Linked DNA regions of Mus musculus: regions 2, 3 and 4 are each linked to region 1. The links are chromatin loops, found by intact Hi-C in ENCODE. Cell type or tissue: left cerebral cortex. All regions are shown on one strand. Region 1 holds the start of Zfp729b (zinc finger protein 729b). Region 2 holds the start of Zfp738 (zinc finger protein 738). Region 3 holds the start of Zfp748 (zinc finger protein 748). Region 4 holds the start of Gm10037 (predicted gene 10037).

What was found. Peaks named below come from ENCODE experiments on the same cell type or tissue, not always from the same donor. Only the 100,000 strongest peaks of a DNase experiment are listed, where the experiment ranks them.
Region 2: it touches region 1 in a loop (7-fold over the local background); 8 of 42 quality-filtered maps call a loop at or near these places.
Region 3: a loop joins it to region 1, with 8 times the contacts of the local background. A loop is called at or near these places in 3 of 42 quality-filtered maps.
Region 4: a loop joins it to region 1, with 1.9 times the contacts of the local background. A loop is called at or near these places in 8 of 42 quality-filtered maps.

What each region holds. Positions count from the first base shown.
Region 1 is chr13:67,605,866-67,613,865 of GRCm38, forward strand. It overlaps Zfp729b (zinc finger protein 729b), which reads right to left and starts at 3,842. Exons shown (of 4, transcript NM_001163246.2): 1 at 3,708-3,842. The coding sequence starts at 3,713. It also overlaps a transcript of Zfp729a not described here. In left cerebral cortex, a CTCF peak has its summit at 3,401; DNase peaks (open chromatin) are centred at 3,455, 3,818 and 4,509; H3K4me3 peaks cover 1,428 bases; H3K27ac peaks cover 364 bases.
Region 2 is chr13:67,678,726-67,686,725 of GRCm38, forward strand. Zfp738 (zinc finger protein 738) reads right to left here and starts at 4,787. Exons shown (of 4, transcript NM_001001187.3): 1 at 4,678-4,787. The coding sequence starts at 4,713. In left cerebral cortex, no CTCF peak of the experiment used is centred here; DNase peaks (open chromatin) are centred at 4,843 and 5,371; H3K4me3 peaks cover 1,464 bases; H3K27ac peaks cover 816 bases.
Region 3 is chr13:67,548,311-67,556,310 of GRCm38, forward strand. It overlaps Zfp748 (zinc finger protein 748), which reads right to left and starts at 4,842. Exons shown (of 4, transcript NM_001035231.3): 1 at 4,721-4,842. The coding sequence starts at 4,726. It overlaps 9430065F17Rik (RIKEN cDNA 9430065F17 gene), which reads left to right and starts at 4,892. Exons shown (of 5, transcript NR_131100.1): 1 at 4,892-4,943; 2 at 5,264-5,319. In left cerebral cortex, a CTCF peak has its summit at 4,704; DNase peaks (open chromatin) are centred at 4,869 and 5,292; H3K4me3 peaks cover 1,753 bases; H3K27ac peaks cover 1,101 bases.
Region 4 is chr13:67,828,472-67,836,471 of GRCm38, forward strand. It overlaps Gm10037 (predicted gene 10037), which reads left to right and starts at 2,635. Exons shown (of 4, transcript NM_001309374.1): 1 at 2,635-2,682; 2 at 4,761-4,887; 3 at 5,324-5,400. The coding sequence starts at 4,764. 4930525G20Rik (RIKEN cDNA 4930525G20 gene) reads right to left here and starts at 2,514. Exons shown (of 3, transcript NR_045194.1): 1 at 2,364-2,514. In left cerebral cortex, a CTCF peak has its summit at 4,824; a DNase peak (open chromatin) is centred at 2,529; H3K4me3 peaks cover 1,162 bases; H3K27ac peaks cover 922 bases.

The DNA of each region.
Region 1 (8,000 bases):
TGGGTTTCCAGAGAGGGAACCACCAATCACAGAGCATACATGGACTAGACCCACCAGCTCACCTCCACACATATGTAGCATAAAGGCTGCTTGGCGTTCATATGGATCTCCCAAAGCCTGAAGTGGAGGTTATCCCTGACCCTGTTTCCTGACAGTGGACCCTGAGTCTTGATCTGGGCTGCCTCATCTAGCTTCATTGGAAAGGTATGTGTCTACTCCTCCAGTGACTACATGTGCCAGTAGGGGTTGGTCGGGGAGGAAGGAAGTGGTGCATGGGGAGAGGGGCAATGGGAGGGGGTCCTGGGAGAAGACTGGAGGGGCGGGGGCTGTGATTGGGATGAAAAGTAGCTAAATACACAAGTGAATGGACAAGAAAGAAAAGTGTCCTTGAACTCACTGACAGAAATATTTTAAAGGCAGAAAATGACAACAACCTGTCCTTCTTGGGTGTATTCCTTTCTTCTTTTGATGACCATCAAAATCAGTACAAATGAGGTTTCTGCATTCTTTTCATGGCCACTTGACATGCACACAGCCCAGACCAGAAACTGAATGACATCACCCAACGCAGGACCCTTCAGAGTTTCCCAGAACGACCTGTCTAACATGACAAGGTTGCTGCCTGAGTCTGTTAAAATCAGTGAGTCGTTCATTCATACCATCACTCACAGTAACATTAGGATGAAATGAAAAGAGCCTCGAGGAAAAGGGCAGGACTGCAAGCATAGGAGACTGGACTCCTCCCTGAGGAAGAGGAAGGAAACCCACCTTGACAGATTACTGCCTGGATGGCAGTGATACCACATGTGACAGACAGTGGTAGATGTGGTTGTCATTTTCCATTGGCAGAGTCAGATGTTCTGAAAATTTTCAGGTAAAGTCAGACAGCCCATGGGGTCAGGACAGAAAATAACAGAATAGTCAGAGTACAAAGAAAGGCTAACATTCCCTGCTAGTCAAGCAAGGCAGAGAGAATGCCCCCCACCCTAACCGCTTGCACAGTAAATGTAAGCAAGATCCTGATCTTCATCAACATAAGTCGTTAACAAAAGGATGCTAGTGAACTACCAGATTGGTAAGGTTTTAGGATTAGGAAGATATCAAGTGGATGGATTCCCTTCAGGTCACGGGTGCTCAGAACTAAGAGCAACAGAAGTAATTATTACACCCAATACACTATGCTTTAAAAGTCTTTTAAAAACAAGGGGTCTCAAGTAGCTTGGGCTCACCTGAGTTGGCTATGAAGGAGAGAATGACTTTGAACTCCAGGATTCCTGACTCCTCCCCAAAACACAGAAATGAATGACACAATAGGCTTTAGCTCACTTTTCTATCATGGGGCTGATTAATACAAAATATATGACTATTTGGTGTCTGTAAGTTTATATATGAGCACCCTGCTGTACCCTCTCTATGTTGTAAGGAATGTGTTTTGGTGTACAAGGTAGCATGTGATTCCTGACTTCATATACTGTTATATTTTTCCTACAGATTAGCATCATTAACTAGGAAATGTTTATTTATTCTAGATATGGTTGCAAACTCATTGAAAATTCCAGTAGCTAGGACAAGGTGGTCTGAAGCCCATGCTTCCTGACAGTAGACTTGAATGCTGTAAGTCAGGCTCCAGCTCTGGCTCACAAACACTTGGTTTGACTGAAGAGTGATAATATAAGCAAGATCCCCTGAGATAGGGGAGGGGCTGTGGAGGAGAAATCCTGAACCCCACCCCCCCACACACAAATACCTGTGTGTATTCTGTGAATGCAAAACTCTTGTAAGGAGTCTGTGGGTGCAGAGTCTGATGGCCCACGTGGAAGTTCACCGAGGGGCAGAGCCTAGAATTCTGCAGGTTCAGGGTTAGCTGTCTTACCTTGGGCTGGTTTTACCTTCATGGATAGTCAATCCTTGCCTCACTTTGTAGTGGGCCATACAGCTTGTGACAATAGATAAAAACCTCCCAGAATCCACTGACTAGGCAGAACATGAGCTTCTATCAACCCAAAAGCTAAAATCTCATCAGATGGTATCTTAGACATTGAAAATATCTCCAATGTCTCATAGTGCATGACTCCATCAGACTCACACCAATGAATTTTAAATTTTCCTTGGTCAATGACATTATTTGTTCTGTACAACCATGAAACTGATTCCATGTTGGAGTATGGAATTTGGTTTAAACTAAATATATGTTCTCAGATCATGGCTACTCAAATAACTCTGGAATAAACTATTCTCTTAACCCTTTAAGAGGAGAACTGTGCATTTTTGCATGAACATAAACCTACTATGTGTAAACCATAATACCCCAAGTATTTCCTTCCTTCCTTCCTTCCTTCCTTCCTTCCTTCCTTCCTTCCTTCCTTCCTTCCTTCCTTCCTTTCTTTCTTTCTTTCTTTCTTTCTTTCTTTCTTTCTTTCTTTCTTTCTTTCTTTCTTTCTTTCTTTCTTTCTTTCTTTCTTTCTTTCTTTCTTTCTTTCTTTCTTTCTTTCTTTCAGCATTCTTTTGCTGACATACCAGAAGAGAACATCATATCCAAATATATATGGTTAGGAGCCAACAAGTGCTTGCTGGGAATTAAACTCAGGACCTTTGGAAGAACAGGCAGTGCTCTTAACCACTGAGCCATCTCTCCAGCCATATCTTACAGCTTTTCAGATACAGTTGAAAAAATTGGAGAATTCTTTCTAAAACTATTAAGAAGGGTGTGTCACTAAACCTGAATGTCACATTGAGGGACAAAGGAAAATTTAAAAGAGTTCAGACACTGCTGATAACGTGAACACAAAGATGAAAAGCACGTGAAGAGACAGCAATGTACAGACTCTGGCAGATTAGAGAAATGTACAGATCCTAGTAGATTAGAGAGCAATGCACAGAGCCTGGCAGATTAGAAAGCAATGCACAGAGTCTGGCAGATTAGAAAGCAATGCACAGAGCCTGACAGATGAGCAGAGCCATTTCCCCCTTCCCTTTCAGACTTTCCACCCCACCCTGAGGTCTCTCATCACACCAAGTCGTCTCTCACATCTGAAAAGGAGCCCAAATTTTGGACACAACACATACTCAGAACTGTTGAGGTATTATTGTCTAGTTATTAATCTTTAGTGTAAAATCCTATTTATTTGGATTTTGCAAACAGTGCTTCATACCAACTACAAGATTATTTTGTGATTTTATAGCCATGTATTGTCGCATTCAGGTCACAAAGGTGTCTATCAGAAAATCTTATTTGAATCAGGGCATCCATGAGTCGAACAATTCGTTCCAAAGGAACTAACATCCCACACGACAGTTTGCCCTCCCTCACAGGATTCTTGCTCCTTGGACACTAGGAACTTTAGGAAGCTGCTTGAGCTCAAACCAGAAGTAGACTCTAGGACATAACATACAGAGGGCGCTACATGTCCAAGTGCTCTGTATGTCCTGAGAATCTGACTACAGTCACGTGAGAAGGGGTCAGCTAGGTAATGATGAGTGCGCTCTTGTCAGCATCTCAGGAACAGGCAGTCAGCAGACCCAGCCTGCCCTTGCCATCCTGTTGTTTTCAGTCTTCTCCCCTTCAAACCTGTGCCCAGGCGCAGCGGCCCAGCCTAGGTCAGCAGCTTCCTGCCTCACAACAAGCCCGAGCCAGCTCCCTCCGTGCCCTACCTGCCACCCTGCACAGCCCCTCAGACCTGAAAGATGGCGCTGCTCCCTGCACTAACCTCCATGTCAGAAATCCAGATGCAGCGCTGAGGAGGACAACTGCACACATTTGAGGAGTGAAGTTTGAAGAATAAGGAAGTTCGATTCCGGCGGCCCTTTCTGATGATGTCACAGGACCCGGGACTACATTTCCCACAAGTCAGTTGGAAGGATTTACAGGGAACCCCCCCCCCCCCCCAAGAGGTCTTGTGCATTGCCTGCCTTGCAGTCCAGCTGTGGGCAGCTGAAGTTGGAAAGAACCAGGCTGCCGCACGTGGCAGCAACAGGGAAAGTGGGCGTTTAAAAAAGTCTTTGTTTGCCGGGCAGTGGTGGCGCACGCCTTTAATCCCAGCACTCGGGAGGCAGAGGCAGGAGGATTTCTGAGTTCGAGGCCAGCCTGGTCTACAAAGTGAGTTCCAGGACAGCCAGAGCTACACAGAAAAACCCTGTCTCAAAAAAAAAAAAAAAAAAAAAAACCAAAAAAAAAAAAAAAAAAAGTCTTTGGTCACAGCACGCGATGTTAGCCTGTGAGCTGAGCTTTTCATAGTAATGTTTATCGCATTTCCTTGTTATCTCTGTTAAAACATTGTGATTTTAAAGCTTCGATTTTTTGTTTTGTTTTGTTTTTTTAAAGTACAGAACTACTTATGGAATGTTACTACCGAGTGGAAAATTCATGCTTTCATGGTTTACTTAAAATATGAAAGCAGGAAGTTAATATAAGAGTGGGCATTATCTCTTTAAGACGCTATGGAAACCATCCCAGGTGCTTAAGACAGAATTAGAAATCAAACTGAGTCACCACCAAGTGTTTTCTGAGCACTTGCTTTCCTCCTCTGAATCTCTCCCAAGAGGAGGGGCAGAGCTCCTTGGATCACAATGGTGAGTGTACTGGCTCTTCAATTTCCCTCTGTGTTTGGTTTGATGTTCCTTATTGATTTTCCTGTCTCCACTGATCCTGTCATCATTCACATTTGATAATACTTGAACATTACTGGTAGCTGCCTTGCACTTCCCTCACTTCTCCTAAGCAGAACACTGAGATAGTTTCCCGTGGAATACAAAGGTATCAGAAATATGCTCATATCACTGTAAAATGAGGTGATGTATTAAAGAAGTTAGACTGGAAACTTGGAGTATTGAGAATTCCCATCTTTTCGTAAGAAGGTTTATTCCTGTGTAGTTCATGCTTGAGTTAAAGCTACAAATGGCATTACAGAAAAGACTTCATACTTCCCTGAGGCATAATAATTTAAAAGCAAGCTGTTTCAGAGCAGAGACTGTGCAAAATCCCTATCCAAATATTCTTCTCTAGGGAGTGTGTTTGCCTAGGGATCAGAACAGATTCCTTAATTTAGAAAAACTAGAGTCAACAAACAGTACATTCACCTGGACATTTGATTGGCATGTCTGTTTAGAATGAGGTCATGAGTGGTCTGTCATCCCCCTGATGGCTGTAGTGAAGGGCATTACCAACAACCAGAAGGACTTAACATTTCTGAGCATAGTTAGTTTTCCAATATGTGTATGTGTTGAGGTTTGGTATGTTGCTATGTATTGTAATACTAAATTCTATATCTGAAGGTCTAAGCTTACCATGGACCTCTCACATTTAAAAGGTTCTGTTGTGCAAATCTTGTTCCTTGATTGAAAACTATTAGTTAAATCAATTTGGCTACAGCTTATTCCTAGAGGGATTAGAGGTAGGTGGCTTTTGACTTACCTGGTACAGGGTGAAGAGAGAGAAGGAAAAGGTGGAAGAATAGAGGAGGAGGACGAGTTGTGATTGGGGGTGGGGTGTAAAATGCTGGGAGAAACATTAAGTACCTGAAGTACACCACTGGGAAGGAAGCAAAGAAAGCAGAAGAGTAAATTAGAGGTTGAACCCCAGTAGTTGTCAAAGCCAGATGAAATAACCTCAAGTCTGAGCCTCGTTTACTTGTAAGCTAGTCAGGGATAAGCCTTTATGAAAGAAAACATTTAATTGGAACTGGCTTACATTTTCAGAGAGTTAGTTCAATATCATCATGGTAGAAAGCACGGTAAGCTATGATGCTGGCAGAAATGAGAGTTCTATATTTTTATCTGCAGGCAGCAGAAGGGGTCTGTCTTCTGCATACAGCAAGGAAGAGGCTCTGGTCAACAAAGCTTATTTTTATAATTAACTAAATTAGTATCTAACACAATTACAGATTTGATTGAATGACTAATTTGCATTTCATAATTATCCTAAACAGTTTGAAACAGTATCTTTCAAGGCCTGGAACTTTAGGTTACACTTTTAAGTGAACAGCTTATGTCTGATACAGAAAACATGGTTGAAACATAATATAATGTATTGTAATGTAAATAACTTTAAATTTGTATGAATATATTAATTCTATACCAATGTAATTTATTTGGCCTGTTGATGCTCTCTAGTGTAAACAGATTAAACAATCTACTCTTTCATCCCATTATTTATGTACCCCCCTTTTCATATTCATTCTCCCTCCACCATTTTGGCCCTAGCACAAGATAGAAGAGAAAGAACAGAAGAAAGAAAAAGAAAGAGATCCCTGAATCTAACCGCTTTTACTTTGTTTCCTCTGACTAAAATCATTGACCTATCCCCCTTAAAGAATGATAAACTTCCATTACCCATGGAACAACCAAAAATCACCTACCCAGACTCTTGGAAATTAGGCTGTTTTCCCTTAAAATTGATGTACATACTTTAATTTTTCCAAACACATCCATCTGCCAAATTTCATTTCTTTGATTACCTCTATCTAGAGGTTTTTTTCTGTGGCACGAAATAGAGCTTGATTACAAAACATACACACAAACAAACAAACAAAAACACATATTAATTTTTTTCTACATTTTTTCAGGTTAAGTTTTATAAATATTGAAGTTTCTGATACATTTGCTACTAATCATTGATCTCTCTTCTCATTTCTTAATGGCAATGGTCCTGGCAAACCTGCATGAGATTAAATATGATTTACCTATATTGGAAGATCTCTGTTCCAGGTGATTAGTGCACTGGCTAGTTTTGTGTCAACTTGACACAAGCTGGAGTTATCACAGAGAAAGGAGCTTCAGTAGAGGAAATGCCTCCATGAGATCCAGGTGTAAGGCATTTTCTTGAAAGATCCCAGTGAGGAGACCCCCACTCAAGTCCCAAGATTTCGTGTGCACCCAAGGAATCACGAGAGACCATCCTGATGCAAACACACAAGGCAGTTTAATGACAGAGCTTCAGCTGACATATATCTCTAGCAGGAAACAGAGGAGTCGACCCTGAGGCTCAAAAGTTAGGTGTTTATATAGGAAAAAAGTCGGGGGATAGGGGAAATTGGTGCAGTTACACACAATTGGACAGTATAAACATCAGCAAATTGTACGTGCAGATCAAGGTAACAGCAATTCTGAAGGGCGCAGGTGCTTATCTGTGTCAGCAGAGCATATGGATAACATTTAACCCATGTCAGAAGGGAGGAGACAGTAGAATTGCTAATCTTGTTATGGCTATTTCTTTGAGAACAGCTAATATTATTTTGGTAGCTGCAGGCTTAATAATTTTGACCGCTAAAACTATGTTTTTACATTTGTTTACTCAGCTTCCTTATTTGGATCTGCACTTTGCCTGCTAGTACAGTTTGGAAAGTTCTTTTCGAAGGGGGAAGGTATTGGGTGGTCTTGAATTCATTTTGGATATTACATTCCCACCCCCCTTTTCCCAGGTACATTTCAATCCTGAAATGATATCTCACTTTTGTTACAGTTACTGATATTGTTGTCTAAGTATATTAACTTCTACTCTACAATTAAGGATACATGGGCCAAAGGTTAAGAACAAAAACAGGATAAGAAGGGGTAGGAAACAGGACTAGGCAGGGACCCTTTTGCCACGCGCTCTGGTCGAGTCAGCTTGATAAGCCGAGAGGCTTGAAAGCTACTCTCGAGGCAAAAGAGTTTCATGGAAACTCGCTCCTGGAGTTTGGCGTGCTCTCTAAATTTTCCATTCCCGCCTTAGTCTAGTGGATGGATCCATGTGCTCTCTTTATTATAAGTGCCTTTTAAGATTGAATTCTGACATAGCTAAAGGCTTCTGCCAGTGTTCCAACATTCCTAGAATGTCCTTGAGCTAGACAGTGACATTTAGAATAGCCTCTGGTATTACACTATCAATAAAAGCCAAGTGGCTCCCATATACAGGAATTTACAATGGTTTAGGAACTAGATCGGGCTGTGGTTTTAGAGTATTGCATTATTCATGAAATGGTTAACTAGAACGGAACTCCCTAGTTAGAACCATGACTTGGGTG
Region 2 (8,000 bases), 73 kb after region 1:
CATTGGTATAGGAACAACTTACTGAACAGAACACTAATAACTAAGGCACTAAAATAAACAATTAATGAGTGGGATCTCATGCAACTGGAAACCTTCTGTAAAGCAAAGGACACTGTCATATTGACAGCCTCCAGAATGGGAAGATTTTCAGCAACCCAAAATCTCACAGTGGGCTGATATGCAATTATATTAAAAAACTCAAGAAGTTGGACAGCAGCAAACCCAATAACCCAGTTAAAAAATGGGTACAGAGCTAAGCAGAGAATTCTCAACAGAGGGAAACACTTTAACAAGTTTCTTTGGTCATCAGGGAAATGCAAATCAAAGTGACTCTGAGATTCTACCTTACACCCACAGCACATGCAGGCAAGGATATAGGTAGGGCAATGGAAACACTCCTTGCTTGCTGGTGGGAATGCTAAGTTATATAATCACTATGGAAATCAATGTGGAGGTTTCTCAGAATAATGGGGATAGCTCTTCCTCAAGTCTCAGAGAGATCACTCTTGGGCATATACCCAAAAGATGTCCTACCATACCACAAGGACACTTGCTCAACTATATTTGTAGCAGCTTTATTCATATCAGCCAGAAACTGGAAACAACACAGATATCCCTAAGGGACAATGGATAAAGAAATTGTTATTCATTTACACAGCAGACTATTACTCAGCTATTAAAAACAAGGATATCATGAAGATTACAGGCAAATTGATGGAACTAGAAAACGTAGACTTTTTTCAAAACTTACTTTAAGTAGAGTTCTCAAATGTTTCAACCTTCTTTCTAGCCCACATACCAGTGGTTGGGGACAAAAAAGATAAATAGAAAACAGGGGTTATGGCCCTATTTAGAAGTAGTTCCTTGGGGTAGTTCCAATATTTGTTGTCAGGATATCAGCAATTGTACTCGAGATAGTTATGTGTCAACTTAACACAGCTGGAGTCATCACAGAAAAAGGAGCTTCAATTGAGGAAATGCCTCCATGAGATCCAACTGTAAGGCATTTTCTCAATTAGTGATCAAGCCCCTTATGGGGGACCATCTCTAGGCTGGTAATCTTGGTTCTATAAGAGAGCAGGCTGAGCAAGCCAGGGGAAGCAAGCCAGTAAGGAACAACCCTCTATGGCCTCTGCATCAGCTCCTGCTTCCTGACCTGCTTGAGTTCCAGTCCTGACGTCCTTGGTGATGAACAGCAGTATGGAAGTGTAAGCCGAATAAACCCCTTCCTCCCCAAATTGCTTCTTGGTCATGATGTTTTGTACAGGAATAGAAACCCTGACAAAGTCAAATTGGTACCAGCATAGTGGGGTATTCCTGTGACAACCTAACCGTGTTTTGGGAACAACTGTGGAAGGACTTTGGAAATTTGGGCTTGAAGATCCATTCATTGTTAAGAGCTGTCAGATGTTGTGTAGGAGCTTGGAAGATAATGTTGAGAACTGTGCAGAAGATGGAGGCCTGGCTTGTGAAATTTCAGAGGGAAAATTAAAGACCCTGTTCAGGGCCATTGCTATTTTGATTGTGGATATTCTGTACTTCTGGTTAGTTGGGGTTGAAGAATCAGCTGTGATTAACAAGATACCAGAACTACCAAAGCAAAAACTTTGCATTACTGGGACTACTGATGCTGGTTAGCTGGAGCTAAGAAATTAGTGGTGATTAAGAAGAGACCAGCATCATTGAGGAAACATCATCTGGGAAGTGTTTTCTCAAAGCACAAAGAGGCTGTGTTCCAGAGATAGCCAAGGTTGTACTCCTGCTGCAGCAGGACTTGGTAACGTGTAAGGGTCACCCATGTGGTACTGGTTTTAAAGGCATGAAGGGGTCACGCAGAGCAGCTGAGGCTCGGCACTGTGAGAGGCCATGGAAGTCCATTGGTGAAGGTGCAGCCACAGTTGCAATTGTCGGCCCACCATTGAAGAGGTCATGCAGTGTTTTGGAGATGCCAGTACCATGAGATGACCACCAAGAACAGCAGCAGTGGAGTACAGGCATCTGGAGCCTAGAGGACAACGCGTGTGCTACAACGGGCATAGCTGGAGAAGTGACCCAAACCCTTGGAGGATCCCAGAAGATCGTGAGTTGGATCCCAGACATTGGATGGTTGGAGATTGATTTTTGCTTTTGATTGTGACTGTGCCCTGTTATTTTCAGTCTTGAAGGAAGAAACTATTTTAGTGGAGCCCACAGTTAAGAGAATTTTAATTGTAAAAAGACTTTGGCTTATAAAAGATATTGGACATTTTAAAGCGATTGACTTTTAATGTTTTAAACTTGGGGATGAATAAGAAACTAAGGGTTGAGGTTTACTAGTGATGTGTTTGTGTGTCAAGTTGACAAGGGGTCAATTGTACTGGCTAGTTTTGTGTCAACTTGACACAGCTGGAGTTATCACAGAAAAAGGAGCTTCAGTTGAGGAAATGCCTCCATGAGATCCAACTGTAAGGCATTTTCTCAATTAGTGATCAAGGGGGAAAGGCCCCTTGTGGGTGGGACCATCTCTGGGCTGGTAATCTTGGTTTTATAAGAGAGCAGGCTGAGCAAGCCAGGGGAAGTAAGCCAGTAAGGAACATCCTCCCATGGTCTCTGCATCAGCTCCTGCTCCCTGACCTGCTTAAGTTTCAGTCCTGACTTCCTTGGTGATGAACAGCACTATGGAAGTGTAAGCCAAATAAACCTCTTCCTCCCCAACTTGCTTCTTGGTCATGATGTTTGTGCAGGAATACAAACCCCGACTAAGACAGCAGTCCAGTCCAATTACAAAACATCAAGCATGAATCAGGACACATAGCAAGATCCAACAGAAAGCACAAGGAACCACTGAATTCATATGAATCAGTAGAAGCAGCCAAAATCCCACAGAAGTTCTTTGGTGCATTTCTCTCTATGTAGTGAAGACCAGCAGAGCTTTGCAGGTCCTATCAATGCAGAAGCATCCTCTCATTGTCTGTGGGGTGCTATTTATCTTCTTTCTAAATATCACCCACGTTCTCAAGCATCTGCTCTCAGCAAAACATCACATGCCCTCTGACGAGACAGCTTCCAGCAAAACATTACGTGACACAACTGAATTTAAAGAAACTAGAAACTTGCACTTCATCTTCCTGAGTGACTTAGCCCAGAACCAAAAGGATATGCATAATATATACTCACTTATAAGTGGATATTAGCTACGAAGATATCCATGATACAATCAACAGACCCAGACACACTAAATAAAAAGGAGGGCCCAATGGAGGATGCTTGATTCTCACTCTTCCTGAGTGTACAATCATGAAACTGATTCCATGTTAGAGTATGGAATTTGGTTTAAACTAAATCTATGTCCTCAGATCATGGCTACTCAAATTGCTCTGTACTAAACTATTCTCTTAACCTTTCAAGAGGAGAACTGTGCATTTTTGAATGATCATAAACATACTATGTGTAAACCATAAGACCGAAAGTATTTTTCTTTCTTTCTTTCTTTCTTTCTTTCTTTCTTTCTTTCTTTCTTTCTTTCTTTCTTTTCTTTCTTTGAGCATTCTTTTGCTGACACACCAGAAGAGAACATCAGATCCAATTATAGATAGTCGGGAGCCACCAAGTGGTTGCTGGGAATTAAACTCAGGACCTTTGGAAGAACAGCCAGATATCTTAACCACTGAGCCATCTCTCCAGTTCTATCTTACAGCTTTTCAAATACAGTTGAAAAACTTGGGAGAATTTTTTCTAAAACTATTAAGAAGGGTGTGTCAGTAAACATGAATGTCACATTAAGGGATAAAGGAAAATTTAAGAGAGTTCAGACAATGCTGATAACATGAACACAAAGAAGAAAAGCAAGTGAAGAGACAACAATGTACAGACTCTGGCAGATTAGAGAGCAATGTACAGATCCTTGCAGATTAGAGTGCAATGTACAGAGCCTGGAAGATGAGCAGAGCCATTTCCCCCTTCCCTTTCAGACTTTCTAGCCCCCCCTGCCATTTCTCATCACACCAAGTCAAGTCTCTCACATCTGAAAAGGAGTCAAAATTTTGGACACAACACATACTCAGAATTGTTGAGGTATTATTGTCTAGTGATTTTTAATCTTTAGTGTAAAATCCTATTTATTTGGATTGTGCAAACACTGGTTCATACCAACTACAAGATTATTTTGTGGTTTTATATCCATGTATTGTCGCATTCAGGTCACAAAGGTGTCTATTAGAAAATCTTATTTGAATCAGGGCATCCGTGAGTCTAACAATTCGTTCCAAAGGAACAGGAACTAACATCCCACACAACAGTTTGCCCTCCCTCACAGGATTCTTGCTCCTTGGACACTAGGAACTTTAGGAAGCTGTTTGAGCACAAACCAGGAGTGGTGTCCAAGACATAACGTATAGAGGGTGCTACATGTCAAGTGCTCTGTATGTCCTGAGAATCTGACTACAGTCACGTGAGAACGGGCCAGCTAGGTAATGATGAGTGCGCTCTTGTCAGCATCTCAGGAACAGGCAGGCAGCTGACCCAGCCTGCCCTTGCCATCCTGTTGTTTTCAGTCTTTTCCCCTTCAAACCCGTGCCCAGGCGCAGCGGCCCAGCCTAGGTCAGCACAGCATCTCCAGGTCAGCAGCTTCTTGCCTCTCAATAAGCCCGAGCCAGCTCCCTCCGTGCCCTACCTGCCACCCTGCACAGCCCCTCAGACCTGAAAGATGGCGCTGCTCCCTGCACCAACCTCCATGTCAGAAATCCAGATGTAGTGCTGAGGACAACTGCATACATTTGAGGAGTGAAGTTTGAAGAAAGACTAAGGAAGCTCGATTCCGAGGGCCCTTTCTGATGACCTCACAAGGGACGGGACTACACTTCCCACAAGTCAGTTGGAAGGACTTACAGGGACCCACAGAAGAGGTCTTGTGCATTGCCTGCCTTGCAGCCCAGCTCTGGGCAGCTGAAGTTAGAAAAAAACAGGCTGCAGCATGTGGGCAGCCACAGGGAAATTGGGCTTTAAAAAAAGTCTTTGGTCACAGCACGCGATGTTAGCCTGTGAGCTGAGTTTCACAGTAATGTTTATCGCATTTCCTTGTTATCTCTTCTAAAACATTGTGAGTTTAAAGCTCGGATCTTTTTTGTTGTTATTGTTGTTTTTGGTTTTTTAAAAAGCACATCTCTACTTATTAGCATCTTACTACGGAGTGGAAAATTAATGCTTTCATGGTTTACTTAAAATATGAAAAAGGAAGATAATGTAAGAGTGGGCATTATCTCTTTAAGATGTTATCGAAACCATCCCAGGTACTTAAGACAGAATTAGAAATCAAAGTGAGTCACCACCAAGTATTTTCTGAGCACTTGCTTTCCTCCTCTGAATCTCTCCCAAGAGGAGGGGCACAGCTCCTAGGATCACAATGGTGTGTGTACTGGCTCTTCAATTTCCCTCTGTGTTTGGTTTGATGTTCTTTATTGATTTTCCTGTCTCCACTGATCCTGTCATCATTCACATTTGATAATACTTGAACATTACTGGTAGCTGCCTTGTACTTCCCTCACTTCTCCTAAGCAGAACACTGAGATCGTTCCTCCTGGAATATAAAGGTATCAGAAATATGTTCATATCACTGTAAAACGAGGTCGATGTATTAAAGAAGTTAGACTGGAAACTTGGAGTATTGAGAATTCCCATCTTTTCGTGGGAAGGTTTATTCCTGTGTAGTTCATGCTTGAGTTAAAGCTACAAATGGCATTACAGAAAAGATTTCATACTTCCCTGAGGCACAATAATTCAAAAGCAAGCTGTTTCAGAGCAGAGACTGTGCGAAATCCCTAAGTAATAAAAGGATTGTCTCTGAATCCTTTGGGTGAGAGCAAGGATTTAAGGTAAACTTCCTTTAAGAAGCATTAGTTAATAAAATACTTTCCACTTAGGAAACAATATACACTGAAAGATTAAAACTCTTGGCTTCAAGTATAGAAGCAGAAACAATAAAAATTTTTCTTACATAAGGTAAAGTTACATTAGCCATACCTAGAGGCAAAATTTTCTAGTGATTACAGTTCACCTGAAGCAAAACTCTTTGAATTTAAGCATTATTTTAAACATCTGAATAGATCTGCAACACTGTTAAAAAGAAATTTTCTTGGACACAGGGAAAAACTTTCTCAGGCACTGTTTGCAAAACACAAGAAGGCCACAAGCCGCTCTGGGGCTGCCCAGAGCCCTGCATTGACTCAAAGGTAAAATACTTTTTTTAATCTGAGCATCTTGGCCCTCCTGTAATAAGGACCAATTCTAGAGGAACAATGTAACCGTCTACGCCTCTAAAGTTTGATACTCTTTCTTAAGATGACTTACAGTTAAAATGTTCTTCACAACTTTAGTGTTGTGAAAAAATTGCCCGTACTGCAGTTTCCTGCCAGGCAGCAACTATAGCCAAAGTGATTGTCTAATCTATTCACAAAGACAAACATAACTAGATAACTCTGTCACAGTTTTGTATGAAGTGAGCTGTATTAGTGCTTTCAAAAGATGATTACTCTTGTAATAATCTTAATTAACAATATATGGGTGAGTAGAAAATCTTAAATTTGCAATGAAACTGCAGGCTGAAGTCAGTGGAACTCTGGCAGTTTTAACCATAATTTTTAAGTTTCTTGTGCAAGGTTAGGATAATACCTACAACCTTGGGAAAGCAAAACCCAAGTTTAAAACAATTTATCATCTTTAAAATCAATATTAGAAGCATTACTATCCCATTACGAAGTTTGGATGCCAATTAATACTTATGAATACCTATTAAAGCAAGCTTTACTGCTTTAATAAAGAGGCATTGTTTTAGATCTTATCTTAAATTTTACTATTTAGGATAGGAACCACATTAATTATTATCTAAACTAGAAATATCTTTAGAAACCCAGCCTCTTGGCCTGCTTTATGCCACGTGTCGGAAGGACTCTAAACTTGAGTTATCAAATTTAACACTAACCATCTATAGCAATGTAACAATTATTAATCTTAACCAACAACTTATGAGCTGGATGTGAAAACATGCAGAGCACATTATCAATAAAAAAGAACCAAATGAAGCAGTTACATTTAGACCAATCAGAGAATATTAATTTTTCTAGCTACAATCATAGAATAAAAGGCACTTTACCATTCTCAAACACATTAGTCAGAAACCATTTATCAGCTTTTTTACTCCGAAACTAAGAGGCTGTGCACTCGCCCTTATTTCCTAAAACGAACAGTTTTTCCAGCAGGGGCCCTCCTGCCACGTGTCTGATTCCTGGCTGAAACACGTGGCAGCTCTCGGCTTTGCAGATAAAGTTTTTTATACCATCTTTATTATCCAACATAAAACATAGAACATTCATTCATACAGACTGGACACGAACATACATGAATTGAACACGAGAACAGATTGGTGCACCAGACATTAGACAAGACACAAAAGGGAACAGAGTACTCCTGCTATAAGGCCCAGAGAGAAATTTCTCTCTGCTTTTTGGAACATTTTCCTCCCTCATGATGCAGTTTTTATTAACTGCGGCAATCCGCCTGATTATTAATTTCCTTTTAATAAACCCTTTCTTTTCTCACGCCTAATGTAGCTTCGGAGAGCCACGGCCTACCGCCTGTTACCCAGCTCCTCTTAAGCTTCACTGCTGAACCTAAGTGAACCAGCGCTCGGGTTTAACGCTGTCTCAGCTTAGCCCATACCTTCTCCGGTATGAATTTCCTTTATCCTTTAATTATTTCATGGAGCTCCGAACCAGCAGTGTCTCTTCCAAAAATCCTTTGCCGTTTCTCAGTCCCGCGTTGGTTCGCCAAATGTTGTGTCCAGCCAGCAGACCACAACCTGGGTTCTAGCCTGGAAAGGCATTTTGGAAACCTGGAAGAGAAGAGGGGCTAGGTGGCGAGATAAAGAAATGCAGCTAAGACAGTTATTCTGATCAAAGCTCAATTTTACTGTTCCGCATGCAATTATAAAGCAGGGGAAGGGGGCCGATTCCTGCCAATTAATCTTG
Region 3 (8,000 bases), 58 kb before region 1:
AGTGGTTTAGGAAAAGTCATGTTACTCTGCTTTTCATAGGTGGGCCAGCAAGTCAGAGTTTGGAGGATAGCCTCCAATTTCCTAGCTCCTTTCCCAGGGTGTTAATCCCTGTGGGTGATGGCACTTCCAGCCACCCCAGAGAAAGACACGCATGTTAATTATGCTACCCAGAAAACCTGTTTAAAACACCCTACACGCAAGCTAAAGGAAGCCCCAGTTGGCTCTGATTGGGGGATAAAGTTGCCAACGGCCAATGGCAGGGCAGGATGAAAGAGGTAGGACTTTTAGGATTCCTGGGCAAGAATGCAGGAGAGAAGAGGGATTCTGCTATGAGAGGAGGTAGGACGTACCATGCCAGGACCAGGAAGCAGAGAGATTAAAATTAAGAGTTCGCCGATATATAAGAATCCAGGAAAGTGGCTCCAGAGGCCACTCCCCAGATCAGGTCTGTGGTAGTAGAGATGAAATATAGATTTTTAAAAAATGTTAAGTAAGGAATACCGGAGGGGAGTGTGTGCTAGCCATGGAAAGATTTGGAAGTGCCCAGTCATTGAGCTAATAAGGCATATTAAAAAAAAAAAAAAAAAAAAACAACTCTGTATATGTGTGTCTTTTATTCTCAAATCCAGAGAGTAGGGCAGGTGACAAAAAGTGTGATCATCCCCTGGGGGTGGATTGACAATTCCCCGCTACAGAAAGGCATCTAATATCTTACAACACATTTGAAGGTTCTATAAATTCTAGGCTCATGATGGGTGGTCACTGTTATTCCCAAAGGCCAAATATCAATAAACACTGTAAGGAATACAAATAGGAAACATGGATCAGACAAAGGAAAACCAAAACATCTCAAAGATGCCCTGAACACCCAACCTGTGTTAAAAATCTAAAGGAGGATTCAAACAACTAAATAAGGAGCTAAGATAATAACGCCATATGTAAACAAGAACATCAGAAATCAGTCATGCAATAAAATATGAGAAGCACAATGACAGAGCTGAAAATGCCCTACTGAATGGAAATAACAAAGGTGTGAACACTAGAAAGAGTCAGCAGAAGGAAGGAGGCCTCCTCAAACAGAAAGCTGCCAGAGGTTATAAGAGCATGAAAAAGTGACAGTAAGAACACTTAAGGCAGCTGGGCGTGGTGGTGCATGCCTTTAAACCCAGCACTTGGGAGGCAGAGGCAGGCAGATTTCTGAGTTCAAGGCCAGCCTGGTCTACAAAGTGAGTTTCAGGACAGCCAGGGCTATATAGAGAAACCCTGTCTTGAAAAAACAAAAAAACAAAACAAAACAAAACACCACACACACACACACAACTGAAGGCCTGTGGGGAGACTCAGTAGGTAAAGGTACTTGGAGCCCACTGTAATGACATGAAGTGGATCCCTGGCACCAAGGCACAGTGTTTCATCAAAATTCTGCTCCTACATAGGCATAGCATGGTATGTGGTCCTACCTTCACAAAAACAGATTCAATAAGGAAAAAAAAAAAAAAAGAATATAAAGAAGAAAGTAAAAGCAAGGACTGGGGGGGGGGGGAGACAAAAAACCTGCCATGAGTGTAATGAATTTATGGAACACTCTACACAGAATAAAAGAAAAGAAGGACACCAGAATGTCCTTACGTGTTTATAATCTTAGTTCTTGGATGGTACAGGCAGGAATACCAGGTGCTCAAGGCCAGGCTCATCTGCACAGGGAGTTTAAGGCTAGCCTGTGAGATGTGAAGACCTCTCTTATTTAGGAAAACAAAAAACAAAAAAACAAAACCCACATTAAAAAAAAGAAAAAATTACATTTTAAGAAATGTGGCTTTTAAACTTACACTATGTGAAATAGTGATGGAAACTAATTAAAACTTCCAACAAATGCCAGTCTAGGCAACACTGAAGAAATTCAAGAAGGCTAAGCAAGCCAGGTAAGCAAATATTCTGATAGGAGCAGGTAAGGAGAACCCCTAACCCAGGAGGTGCTTCTGTAAAATCCTTAGTAGTTAACCTCAGCAGAAATAACAGCTGGGGAAGCTGAGGGATGTACGTCACATACAACAGAAGAAAAAGAACAAGCAAGAACACACAAACAAAGCTGCCCTCTAACAGACCTGGAGAGCAGAGAAGTCAACAGGACAGAAACCGGAGCCTGTGGGAGAACTGCAATGGAGAGAAACTTATGCATTGGAAAGAGCCTCCCATCAAAACAGCAGAGGGAAACCTCAATGAGGAGGATGGCAACAGATGACTCTTAAGTCGCAAGCAGGATGACGAAAGATGGCTAAACCCAGTCTCCACCTAGCCCCCACCCCTTTGCATTTTTTTAAGACAAAGTCTCAAAATGTAGCTCTGGATGTCTTAGAACTCATCATGCGGATGAGGTTGGCCCCCCTCTTCCACCCAAGTGCTGGGATTAAAGGCTTGTGTCACCTGACCCAGTCACCTCTTAAGAAAGTAGACTCTGCTGAAAGCATGAAAGCTTGAAAGCACAAGGTGAGAGATGAGAAACACATCTTCCACTTTCTTTACCTATGAGATATGGCACCGCCAGGTGATGAAACTTAACTTCCCGTCTTTTGAATAGAGGCTGGTCCTAGACACAAGCCTAGACTAACAGCATGGAGAAAGGAGAAGTCCAAGAACTCATGCACACCATGCCTGTGCCCCTCAAACATATTCCTTCATTGAAACCAAACAGTCCTGATTAGCAGGAACTTATGGGAAGTAAAAGCTAGCTGCAAATAGAAGACTGGATTTCCAATTAGCTTCTAGCTACTAGTGACACCATTTTGAACACAGACTACCTATGGATTAAAGAACATGCTGCCTTAAAACCTCAACAAAAGTATGATAAAGTAGCCAACTCATAGGTCTCTGGCCCAGCTCTTCACCCACATGTACCTTACATGCAGCCATCATTAATTCTTGGTTTTAGCCAACACATCTTGACATCTTGCCAACTTGGAACATTGAACATGGTATGGGAGACCATAGGTGTTATTTACTTGCAAACTAATATGCTTTTTAAATATGTATTCCAAGTAAGTAACACATGCTTTAATCTGTTCAAATCTGTACAAATCTAACAGTGATCTTAAATATTCAGTACAATGTTACTACTTGTGCCTAAAGAAATACTAAGCGCAGCCCATCCTGTAAACAGTGGAGGCTCAGATTCTCATCCAACTGATTTGTTTTTATGAAGCCACCTCAAAGAAGATAATAACTGCGTGTCTTTGAAAAAGTCTGCCAAACAATCTGACGCATACTTTTCAACTCAAAATACATCACTTGCATTTGAAAACAACTACCGACAGACTCAAGAACAGAAATCTTTATAAACCAAAAGGAGAAAAATGACAAAAATCCGTGCTTCACATTTTTTATTCCTCCCATCCAAATCTATACAAATACCTTCCGTATCTTCTCTCCATGTTAACCAACAGATGTCACACAGATCACCAGGGGATGGTGAGCATCATCATCGCCATCCTGCAAACTTTCCTATCAGAGTCTTTGTAAGGACGACATGTGTAATACAACAACGTCACTATATGTGAGTTTCTAAAATGAGTAATTCCTTCCCTCATATTTTCACTTGTACAAACAAAAGACTATGTGAGCAGCCCACTGTGAAAAAACTACAGGATCCCGAGTGAACCATAGCTCTTAAAGTCATCTCTTACTCTTTTGACCCAGTATAAAAACTTGGGAGAAACGGTTCCGGACGAACTGTTTAAGGGCACTCGTGGAACACAGATCCCACAACTAGTGACAGTTTTAGACACAGTATGCAGTGGACAACGACGGGAGAAAACCATGGGATCGATCAGAGAGCACTGTAAGCATCCGGTCAGGTAGGCAGGACTATTTCTCTTTCCCAGAGAAACTCAAGCACCTCTGTCCCCTTACAGTCAATCCCTAGACACCCTTGTAGCCTCTAGCCAACTCATCTCCCACAAACTAATGGCATCATAATTCCCAATGGAATTGGATGAGTTATTCTTCTCCAGTACAGTGCAGGATCAGTAATTTCTTGTTTTGCAAAGCTAGAATCTTTTCCTTTAGGGGATCATTCTAGCTCTGCATGGGGGTGTTAGTCTGAGGATTCAGGTCACAGCAGTGATCATTAAGTATTCCTATTTAAAACGGCAGTCCATAAATCTCTGTTCCAATGAAAATGGGATTAACATCCCATGCATCAATCTCTCTCGCAAAACTCTCCGTCCTTGGAAACTAGTAACTCTATGAACTTCTATCAATACAAACTAAAAGTATTAGGCCGGCTATAAAGTACAGGAGGGGCCAGATCTCCACTTGGTCTAGGTGTCCTGAGAAAACTGACAAGCGCGGGGAAGGCGTGGGTCCATAGCCAATCTGAGATGTATGAGTCCACCACCACCACTTCCAGGTACAGGTTACGAGCAGACCCGCCTGTCCGAGCAATCCTGGATTTTCATATTCCCAATTCCTTTCTTACCAATACAGCCTCTATAAGAGACCCAGGCAGCTACTCTGAGCTCACAAGAGCGTTCACTTCCAGCACCAACCGCATGCCCTCTCCCCGGCCCCAGCAGGCTTCCAGACGCTGTGGCCCAGCCTAGGTCAGCAGGGCTCCACCAAGTCTGTTCTTCCCGCCTCCGGGCCACCCCTCCTCCGCCGCCTCCGGGCCGGACCCGCCCTCGGTCCCTCCGACCTGCAGCGGTACGCGACACCCTGGACCAACCTCCATGTCAGCGATGCAAGCCGAGCGCGGAGCAGGACCAGAGAATCGCCCAACTTTGAGAGAAAATGCACTAGTGCAGTCGCAATGCGGAAGTGCCGTTTCCACAATGGCTCCTTGTGAAGCGATCCAACGGAAGACTACACTTCCCACAAGTCTGTGCGACGAGGCGCCAGGAAAACAGGCTGGTGACGTGTGTGTTTCCTGTGTTTCTTCACCTCTGCAGGTGAGGATGGATGGGAACGCGAGCATTTTTTGCACTGGGACAGCCATAGGGAGTCGGGCTGCTTTTAAAATCCCGGGTTCACTACCGGAGATGTTTGAATGTGAGTCGAGCCTTTGACTCTAATGTTTGCTGATTATTTCTGGTCAATCTGTACTGATTTAAAACTCAAAGTCTACTTATTATGAGGTTTATTCCATATGTAAAATTCACGTTGACTCAATTTAACTTTAAAATAAATCAGCAAAAAATTGTATGGAAATGACCACTTTCTGTTAAGATGATTTTACAATCAGCCTATTTGTCACTCCGTGTCTTCGCAGATGCTCAGGAGCTTAAGACAGAAGGATGCCAAATCCAAGGATAACCTGGGCAAAAGGTACAAACTACAAAAAAGGGTTACTGAGCATCTTAGGGGTAAAGTCCCTGCTTGCCTGGGATGAAGAAGGCTTTAGTTATAAATACACCACTACAATAGACAATCTCGTCCTGTAGTTAAATAAAATAACCAGTTTGCCACAGCTGGAAAAAAAGTCTTAGTGTGAACATTGGAATCCATACAGTGTAGTGCACAGGTCAAGGTGCACAGATATGATTTAAAATTATAGAACAAAATTAAAAGCCCAGCTCTCTAGAATTCACTTGTAAAGAACTCAGAGAATCTAACTGGGAACATAGAAATAATGAATGAATGAATAAAGATAGATTGGCACCATTGGGACCTCCTATCTCCTCGTAAATATCTAGTGCTGTACTGGTCATGCCAAAGACCAAAGAACAAACCTTTTTAGAAAGAAGAGTCTGGACTCGTGACGGACAGTGGTTCACAAGGAAGCTAAATCTCAGCTGAGAAGGAAAGTCTTTTTTTTTTTTTTTTTTTTTTAATAAGAAACTTGTGTCCTGCCGGGCAGTGGTGGCGCATGCCTTTTATCCCAGCACTTGGGAGGCAAAGGCAGACAGATTTCTGAGTTGGAGGCCAGCCTGGTCTACACAGTGAGTTCCAGGACAGCCAGGGCTATACAGAGAAACCCTGTCTCGAAAAACCAAAAAAAAAAAAAAAAAAAAAAAAAAAAAAAAAAAAAAAAAGAAAGAAAGAAAGAAAGAAAGAAAGAAAGAAAGAAAGAAACTTACTTGTGTCCTTTTTTATTCTTCCCTGAAATGTTTAAGAAGGAGTTTTAATAACTGGTTGGGGAGGGTGGTTGGAGAGATGGCTCAGCGGTTAAGAGCACTGACTGATCTTCCAGAGGTCCTGAGGTCAATTCCAGCAATCACGTGGTAGCTTACAACTATCTGTGGATCCCAATCCAGTGCCCTCTTCTGGTGTGTCTGAAGACAGCTATGGTGTACTCATATAGAAAAAAATAAAAATAACTATTAGGTGACACAAATGCCAATATTTCTATAGATAAGAATGAATAATACAGTCTCTGCAAATATGAATTCAATTTGGAGAGAAGAGTGTGATTAAGAAGTCTCAGGGTTTACAAATATTTGGGCCTTAGTGATGAAAGCACACAGTCAGGTACAGGGTATTTGGTCCTTTTTGCTTTCATTTTAGAAGGACATAACTTCTAAAAACAACACCCATCTCCTTCACACAAATGACCACTTTCTGAGAGAATCATTTATCCAGAATACATGCAGCAGACAGTCTCACTTTGCAATATTCTCATGTTTACATAGAATTAGTAAACATACCACCCAGGATGTAAGTCACATTTTATGTAAGTTTGAACTGGAAATTTTGCCATAGAAAAATATTTAAAAATTCAACAGATGTATGTCTTAGTCAGAGTATGTATTCCTGCTCAAAACATCATGACCATGAAGCAAGTTGGAGTTGAGGGTTGGCACCATAAAGAGAGCCTATGAGAGGCTATTGGTGAAGCCTAGTTGCAGCAGAAAACAGCAGTGTTTTGGAGATGCCGGTATCACGAGATGACCACCAAGATTACACTTCCACATTGCTGTTCATCATCAAAGAAAGTCAGGACTGGAACTCAAGCAGGTCAGGAAGCAGGAGCTGATGCAGAGGCCATGGAACTGGCTTGCTTCCCCTGGCTTGCTCAGCTTGCTTTCTTATAGAACCCAAGACTACCAGCCCAGGCATGGTATCACCCACAATGGGCTCTCCCGCCCTTGATCACTAATTGAGAAAGGCCTTACAGCTGGATCTCATGGAGGCATTCCCTCAAGGGAGGTTTCTTTTTCTGTGATAACTCCAGCCTGTGTCAAATTGACACACCAAACCAGCCAGTACAGTACCTTAATTATCAAGAATTGTAACCATTTTTATATTTGAGACAGGTTTTCATATAGCCTAGGCAAATCTGAAACTGCATAGCTGAAAAACTTGTACTCATTCAATCCCTGCTTGTCCTCTCTGAGACTGTGCAATATCATAGCTATCTATCATAACTTTCTCTGTTTCTCTCAGAAAGTATCTCACAAGACCCTCAAGGACAGAAAAGTTTTATTTTATCTCACAATTTGGAGGTAGGGCACATTATGGCAAGGAATGCCTGGAAGGATGATAGAGCACAATAAAATTCTGTGCCCCCTGCCCCTGTGGAAAAACAACAGGAGAGATATAAATACGGATGCTCATTCATCAAAGTTTAGCCAGTTTAGTGATTGCCCCCATGAATCTAGATATTATAAAGTTTTCAGAGAGATGCAATCTTACTGTGAAGGCAGAACGGGGCAGAGAGAAGGTTCTCTGAAGCAGGCATGCTGAGCTGCTAATGGCTATGGATACCTTCTTCTGTGGAACTGCAGAGAAGAGGAAGGAGTTGGCTCCCTGTAGATGGTACGGGACCAGACTCTCTCTGTATCTTCAACTTAGGTTTGCTGTGAGTGCACGGGAGGAATTATGGACAGCGGCCTTACCAATCTATGTTTCTTCCATTTTATATACATTTTAAACTCAGTTTACTTGCTTGTTACTGATCATTTTTAAAGTTAGGAAATCAGCATAATATTGAAATGAATTTAGTGGAGAAAAAGGGGTTAAAAAGCTAAGAAACTACTTACCATCTATTCCAGATGTTTTATGAACAC
Region 4 (8,000 bases), 220 kb after region 1:
ACTCTCTATCTACATGTGTGACACAGCCATTGTCCTTTAGAACCAGTGTAATGGCTCTCATTTCCTCTCCCCACTCAACTTCATCTTATCAAAAATTGGAATTCCTGACATGTACTTTCAATTTCTTAATACTTGGGTAGTTTTATTTAGGCATTCACGGGATTCTTCATTTTAAGTGCTTATTCCTAATTGACCCAGAGTAACTAGCTGTATATTTGTAGTGGTGAGTTTTCGTTACACCGCTTTGGGTTTCAGGGGGGACCACACATGTCCACCTGCCCAGGAGCTGTTTTTGGATTCGAGAATGAAAAGACACACACATTACCTTATTTTTAAAATGACTTGGCTACCTCAAAGGCTGGATACCCCTAAACCTTCCCCTACTATCTGAGGCCCAATCTCCAACATATATGCTGTAGAATGTGGTTTCAATAGACTTGTCAATTATATAATAGTAAGAATAGCAAATCTAGCTCCTCAAACAATTATGATTTTTATGGTAACAACATTTAGAACATTTAGAATCCTTTAGGTTACTGTGTTATATATTCCAAATTATTATTAGGTGTGAGTATCCTTTTCTTTCTTTATTTTTATTTATTTATTTTGAGACAGGGTTTCTCTGTATAGCCCTGGCTGTCCTGGAACTCACTTTGTAGACCAGGCTGGCCTCGAACTCAGAAATCCTGCCTCTGCCTCTGCCTCCCGAGTGCTGAGATTAAAGGCGTGCACCTCCATGCCCAGCAGGTGTCAGTATCCTGTAGTGATAGTGATAGTGCTTCTCGTGTGTGTGTGTGTGTGTGTGTGTGTGTGTGTGTGTGTGTGTGTGTGTGTGTGTGTGTGTGTGTGTTGTGGAGGCTTCTGGGCACCCCACACGGGGTTCAATAATAAAGACACAGAGACATCCATATAGTGTAAGGCTGTTGCATGGGGCAGTCCCTCATTTTTATGGCTCTACCTGGCCTCCTTGCCCTGCTCCATTCTGCTTCCATCCCTCTGCCCCAATTAGCAGCAGGACTGCCCTGTCCATAAGTTAAAGTTACTTTCTGGATAAAGTCAATGAAAACTCCAGGACCTCCCTGGGGCAACTTGCTCATTAACATGACAATCTCAGAGAATACTCCTTTTGCGCAGGAAGTGACAAATATTTACATGTACAAGGCAGGTTTTGTGGGTGATAGTAAGGACAGTACCTTATATCCAGCCAATGCTAGATGCTGCCAGCAGAGCTTAACAATTGAGAATGCAGGGGTATAGTTTCATTCATAGCCAGTAGTTACGATATCTGTGGGGGATAGGTCACCTCCCAAATCTAGGCACGTTGGGGCAGAAACAAAAGCAGACCACAGGCATAAGGCAAAGGAATCTCAGAGACAGAGGGAGTGCTATCTCAGAGGAAGCAGGCTTTGAGTTCTAGCAGAGACAACAGGCATTAGGAACCAGTAAAGCTTCTCTTAACTTGAGAAACAAACAGGTAAGGCACCCTCTGGCACAGAAATCATGGCTCCAAACCCCTGGACCTAGTGAGGTTGGTTCCTGGCCTCCATGGCTGGTTAGCTTTCCTGATGGCTGAGGTCTCAGAAAGATAAAGAAGTGCAGACCAGAAGCCCCACTCCTGCCAAGGCTGCAGCTATTGCTCAGGAGGCTCCTGCAGTCACCACAGGTGGACAAGTCCTGCCTCCCTTACCTCAGGATGTGAGCACTAAAAAGCAGCACTAAGTCCAATCTACTCACCTTGCATGGGGTTCCTTTAAGGTAACAGCACACTTAGCAAACACCCAAGGATCTCATGAGTGAGTGAGGAGAGAAAATGTGTGGTGGCGCATGTCTTTAATCCCAGCACTGGGGGGTGGGGGGTGAGGGTGGGGGTGGGGGTGGTAGAGGCAGGCGGATTTCTGAGTTCGAGGCCAGCCTGGTCTACAAAGTGAGTTCCAGGACAGCCAGGGCTATACAGAGAAACCCTGTCTCGAAAAACCAAAAGAAAAAATACTGGCAATATTTTCAACCATGGGATATGACCGTGATGAATAATGAGATTCAAAACAATGTCAAATGTGCCAGAGTTGAAAGCCTACTAGGAATGGGAGTGGACAAATATTTTGTAAGTTTATGAGAATTTTGCTGCCATCTCCAACAAGACATTCTCAGTGAGCGTGAGAACCAAAGAGGCATCAAGAGCCGCTGGGAGTTAAAAAATATTAATGAATCTTAAGATGATTTTCTTTCCCACATTAGTGTATTGCTTCCTTATTTAAAAACACAACAGGGTCAGCGTGATTCTTTTTTAAAGTAAGATTAAAATTACAACATATGGCCCAGAAATGACTTGTACTCCTAAGATTTCTGTCACAGACTCGACTCACATTCACGTTATCTCCTGTTGTGGATCCGGAGGGGGGAAAACCAGCCCGACTCCCCAAGAATGTGCTGCAGACTGCTTCTTTCCTTCTATTCTCTCTCTTGGGTTGCCAGGGACAAATTCTGGAACCAGAGAAATCACCTTCGGTGGGTTACAGAAATCCCTTCGCACGGACTTCTGGGAAATGTAGTCTGGATACTGTGACGTCACAGGGAGCTAACCGGTAAACCCCCCACTAGGTTTTTGCTTAACAGAGGGGTCTTCCCCAAAGTTTTGCGAGAGTCCTGTGTGGCCGTTACATTCCTGTCGTCTGTGATGTGGAGGTTGGTTCAGAAAACAACATAGCCTGGGTCTCTGTTCCCGGTTCTGTCTCAGAGGGAGCGAAACTGAACTGGGTGGGAGGGCAGAAGCTGCTGCTTGGACCTGCCTTGCTGTACCGGCTGGGACAGGTGACGTTGCATGTCGGGACGATGAGGATTGTGCCCTAGGTGATGGTTTCCTTTGGACACTGCGTGCTGCTCTCGTGCCCTAGAGATGTTAGTGATCCCCAAACACAGGATGTGTCCTTGGCCCACAATGGTTATTTCAGCCTGTTGTTTTGTTTTGCTTTTTGTTTTTGTTTTTTGTTTTTGTGTTTGTGTTTTAGACAGAATTTCTCTTGGTTCTCATGGAACTTACTTTGTAGACCAGGCTGAACTAGAACTCACAGGGATCTTCCTGCCTCTGCCTCCCTCATCTTGGGATTGAAGCTATTCACCATGACACTCAGAGTGTCAGCATGTTCTCATCTCACACTGAAATTGTTGAGCTATTTTTAAACTAAAAATACAGAGTTGTAACTTATAGAAGAAGGAGGCCAAATATTTTTTACCATGGACTACTGATGTCAGGAAGCCAAGGTTCTGGGCCTTCCTGAGTAATGGACGCTCTGGAACAGTGGGAGAGAGAGAAGCTTGCAGTCTTGTTGCCCTGAATGCTGGATGTGTATAAGGATCATGTGGGCTACATCTTAGAATCCGATAACATACTGTTTGAGTTGAGCACAACAATACTTAGAAAAATGATCAAAGCTTATCTATACAATTATTTTAAAGGACCCCACTAATACATAAACTGCTGATATTTTCATGTATAAATAAAAAAATAATATGACTATTCTCGTTGGCCAATCTGGGGCATTATTCAATAAGACATGAATATAGAAATTAAAAAATTTTGAAATAATTAGACAGCATAGCAAACATGCTGCTCAACTACAGCACACTGATACATGCTGTCAAATGTGTAAAACACACTTCAGAAATGTCACAAACATCAACCAGTACCCATTAGAGAAAACACAGAAATGGAACATGACAAGGAACAGTGAATTCTGTTCTATGTTAAATTCTCAGTATGATTAGTCCTTTGCATGCTGGTTTCCCCGTATGTTCAGAACCTTGAATGATATTAGTCTGTGAGTTCTTCCTTTAATGTTCTACCCCTTGCCTCCTCCATCTCCTGTCCCTTGTCACTGTGCTTTGTGTCGCTGCTGAATTCTGGACAAATGCAGAAACCCAGATGACAGCCAGAGCCACCTCATTAAAGTCTGTATTTTCATATAATTTCACATTCATGGCTGTGTATATTTAGTGTTGACAAGAACCTTCTCCCTCACCAGGACTTTCTGTTGTGAGAACTGTTTATTTGTGTGGTTTATAATAAGCATATGGCATTAAATGGATGCTTCTGTGGATGTATTTATTTTACATTTCACCTGTCTTCAATGTATAGAGCCCACATGGTTTTATAGCATCTTTTACCTTGTTTTCCTTTGAAGATGGGTCCATTGTGAGGTCATATGAGTACCTTTGATGTGTCTGAAGAATATTACTCAGTGATGTGAGAAACAGGTCTAGCTCTCTTTCATCCTTACAGAATCTAGATTTGTGTCCACAGGCACATGATGCCCGTGTAAAGGTTTCTACCACTGTGATAAAGATCATGAGGAAAGGCAATTTGGAGAAGAAAGGGTTCATTTCAGCTGACATCTTCAGGTAACAGATCATCACTGAGGGAATTCAAGTCAGGAACCAGCGCAGGAACCACACAGGAACGCTGCTTATTGGCTGGTATTCCATGGCTTGCTCAGCCTGCTTTCCTATACCATACAGAAACACCTCCCCGGTGGGATCCCACCCATATTGTAGATATCTTGTTATCAATACTAATTAGGAAAATGCCATAGGCTTGGCTACAGGACAATCTCCTGGAGACATTTTTTTCAAATATTCTTCTCTTCTCAAATAATAGTGTCAACTTGACGGGAGAACTATCCAGCAGAGTTCATCATGGTATTTAAATGATTTTAGTGGTTTTAATTAATTTAAACTGTGATATCATTCATTGGTCTTCATTTCAGGAAATGCTATCATTTAGGGATGTGGCCATTGATTTCTCTGCAGAGGAGTGGGAATGCCTGGAGCCTGCTCAGTGGCATCTGTACAGGGATGTGATGCTGGAGAATTACAGCCACCTTGTGTTCCTGGGTGAGCACTGCATCTGTAGAGCATTTGTATCTCACCATCAACATGCAGCTTCCTCACCTTGTAAAATGTCTTATAGGAGCATTTCATATCCTTAAAAAAATTAGGTTGTTGTACAGCTAAGAACCACTTCACTGTTTTTCTCTTTGTATGTTTAACCTTTCTGTGTTAGAAGTATCTTCTCCTATTAGAAATTCAAGGGCATGAGGCTTGGAGTACACTTATTAATTAAAATGCTTAACAATTCAGTTTTAATATTTCTCCCTTTAAATAAAACTTAGAATCTGGATATTGTATGTCCCTATATGTATTCTGGTACTCTTGTCAGAAATCATTTTAAGGAAATAATTTTCTTTACTTGTAAACACTACTTTAAGGGTCATATCAATTCCCTGTAGACCAACTCTTATACAATCTCATTTCCTTTTCCTACGAACAGAGCTTGCTGACTCTAAGCCACAGCTGGTGACATTTCTGGAGCAAAGACAACAGTCTACTGGTGTGAAGAGACAAGAGGTAAAAACAGTGTTCCCAGGTTGGTAGGAAAGAGGAGGTCGGAACAACGTGGAGGTGCAATGGTCGGCTTCCCCATATACTTTGAAACATGATGTAGTTGTCAAGATAATCTTAGATCTCTCCATCCAATGTTTTACTTGGGTCTTTGCATCTGTTTGAGTCAGTTGGTGGCTGGAGCCTCTAACAGGATAGTTATGCAAGGCTCCTGTCTTCAAACATAACCAGAATATCACTAATAGTGTCAGGGATTGGTTCTTGCCCGTGGGTTGTGTCTCAAGTTGTGCCAGTCATTGGTTGACCATTCCCTCAGTCTCTGATCCTACATTTTTTGTAGACAGAACAAATTTTGGATCAAAACTTTTGTGGTTGGGTTAGTGTTCTTATCACTCCACTGGAGGATCCTGCCTGGCTACAGGAGGTGGCCACATCAGGTTCCATTATCCATATCTATTTAGCTGAGACGCCTAGCAGTGTGGATTTGGAACTTGAAGTATATCAATTTCTTTTCTTTTCTTTTCTTTCTTTTCTTTTCTTTTCTTTTTTAAGATTTTTTTTATTTATACAAGTACACTGTAGCTGTTTTCAGACAGACCAGAAGAGGGTATCAGATCCCCATTACAGATGATTGTGAGACACCATGTGGTTGCTGGGAATTGAACTCAGGACCTCTGGAAGAGCAGTCAGTGCTCTTACATGCTGAGTTATCTCTCCAGTCCCAGTGAAGCATATCTTAATGAGATCATTATTTCCATGGCTTGAGAACAGTATTTCATTCTCTGATTTACAACTTTCAGTGGGAGTTACTCACATGTTCTTGAAAATTCTGATTCCTGATATACAGGAAACTAGAACATTTACTCTTTTGAAGAGTCTGCTTTCATAGACACTCCTATATTTTTTTATTAGACAATCATTCTGTACCTATGATAGGGAATAAAACCATCAATATCTCTCATGATGAATCACATTTTAATTACTACAAATGGGAATTAACAGGTTTACAAACTTGCTCCCAGTGTCTTCCTTTTTATATTTCATTTCTTGGCATAGGGATCAACCGCTTATTGCTGTTCTTGACTAGTCTTGAAATACATGGCTGGGCGGTGGTGGCGCACACCTTTAATTCCAGCACTTGGGAAGCAGAGACAGGCAGATTTCTGAGTTCGAGGCCAGCCTGGTCTACAAATTGAGTTCCAGGACAGCTACCCGGTGGTAGAATGGTACACATTTGCACAATTATATGGTTGTAAAACCTTTTACAAATGATATTTCAATGACAGCTTTTTTTTTTTTTGTCTGCAATTTCGGTATACTCCGGAGCAATTTCGTGATGATGCTGTAATGTTGGAAAGTTATTCCATATTCACCCCAGTGAAGGCAGAAAAGTTTACTGCCGTTGTCTCTACAACTCTGGGAGAACAACAGTGCCATTCTATTCCGATCAGGGATTATCACACTGGATACCTTTTTGCTATTTCACTAAGAATAAAAAGTACTAACTACACAAATAACAGCAATCTTTGTCCTCCTCCAGAAGGGTCATCTAAGTCAGCCTCACCTTCAATGATTATCAAATATTCCCATCCCATAGTCAGCTTTATCCCTGGGCTAACAGGGGGAAGATGGGTGTGGTGGCTTATTTTTTTAATATTTTAGATTTTATGATTTTATGTGTATGAGAGTTTTGCCTTCGTGGTATCTGTCCATCACATGTGCTGGTCCTTGAGGAGGTCTTGAGCCTCTATGTGGGTGCTAAGAATTAAACCCGGGTCCTTTGCAACGAGAGCAAGTGCTCTAAACCACTTAGTCTTAGTAGTCAGGGGCAAGGGCTTCGTGCCCTTGCCATAGTTCCTATTCTAGTCTATTGTAAAGTCAACCTTCCCCTTAGGGGTGTAACTCAGCTATCTATAGTTCTAAGTATCTACTCTGGTTCCTCCTGAGATCACAAACTTCCTTCTTCCTAAATAATGGTAAATTCCTGTATAGGGCAGTGACTTAGCTATCCATGCCCAGGGTCAGCTCAAGGACTGCCTAGAATCTAACAGCTATATGTCAAAAGTTCAATCTTTAGAAATTCTTATAATAAAACAATATTAAGGAAAAGCACACAGATCCATTTACCAACTAAAGCAAGGATATTGGAGCATTCGTTTTTACAGGATGCCATGGTTCCAGGAGACTGTTTCCGTGACATTTTCGCCCCGCGCAGCGTCCAGGTTTTCAGGGCCTGTTGTGATTGTCACTACTGGAGTGGATGTAGCAATAATGTGTTTTAGATTATAATGGTTCTAAATGAGCTTAATCACAATTCTATTTACTGAGCTGCATTCGAGTCATCCACTCTGGCACTGTTGCTGTTTTGATACACAGTGTTGGAGGTCACTTGGTCTGCCTGCACCTTCTAGGGTGTGGTGTAGAGTGTGCAGTTTAGGGAGGTCAGGGTCTGTTGACAAGTCACCTGCGCTTTCCTTTATTAGGGTTTGTTTTTCAGGATCTAACTTCTGGACAGTTTCCTTTCAGTGCATAATTTAGCAGCCAATATCAGTTTAGGTTATTTTTGAAACACTTCTATTTATTTCTTAGGACAGCTAATGTTAAGA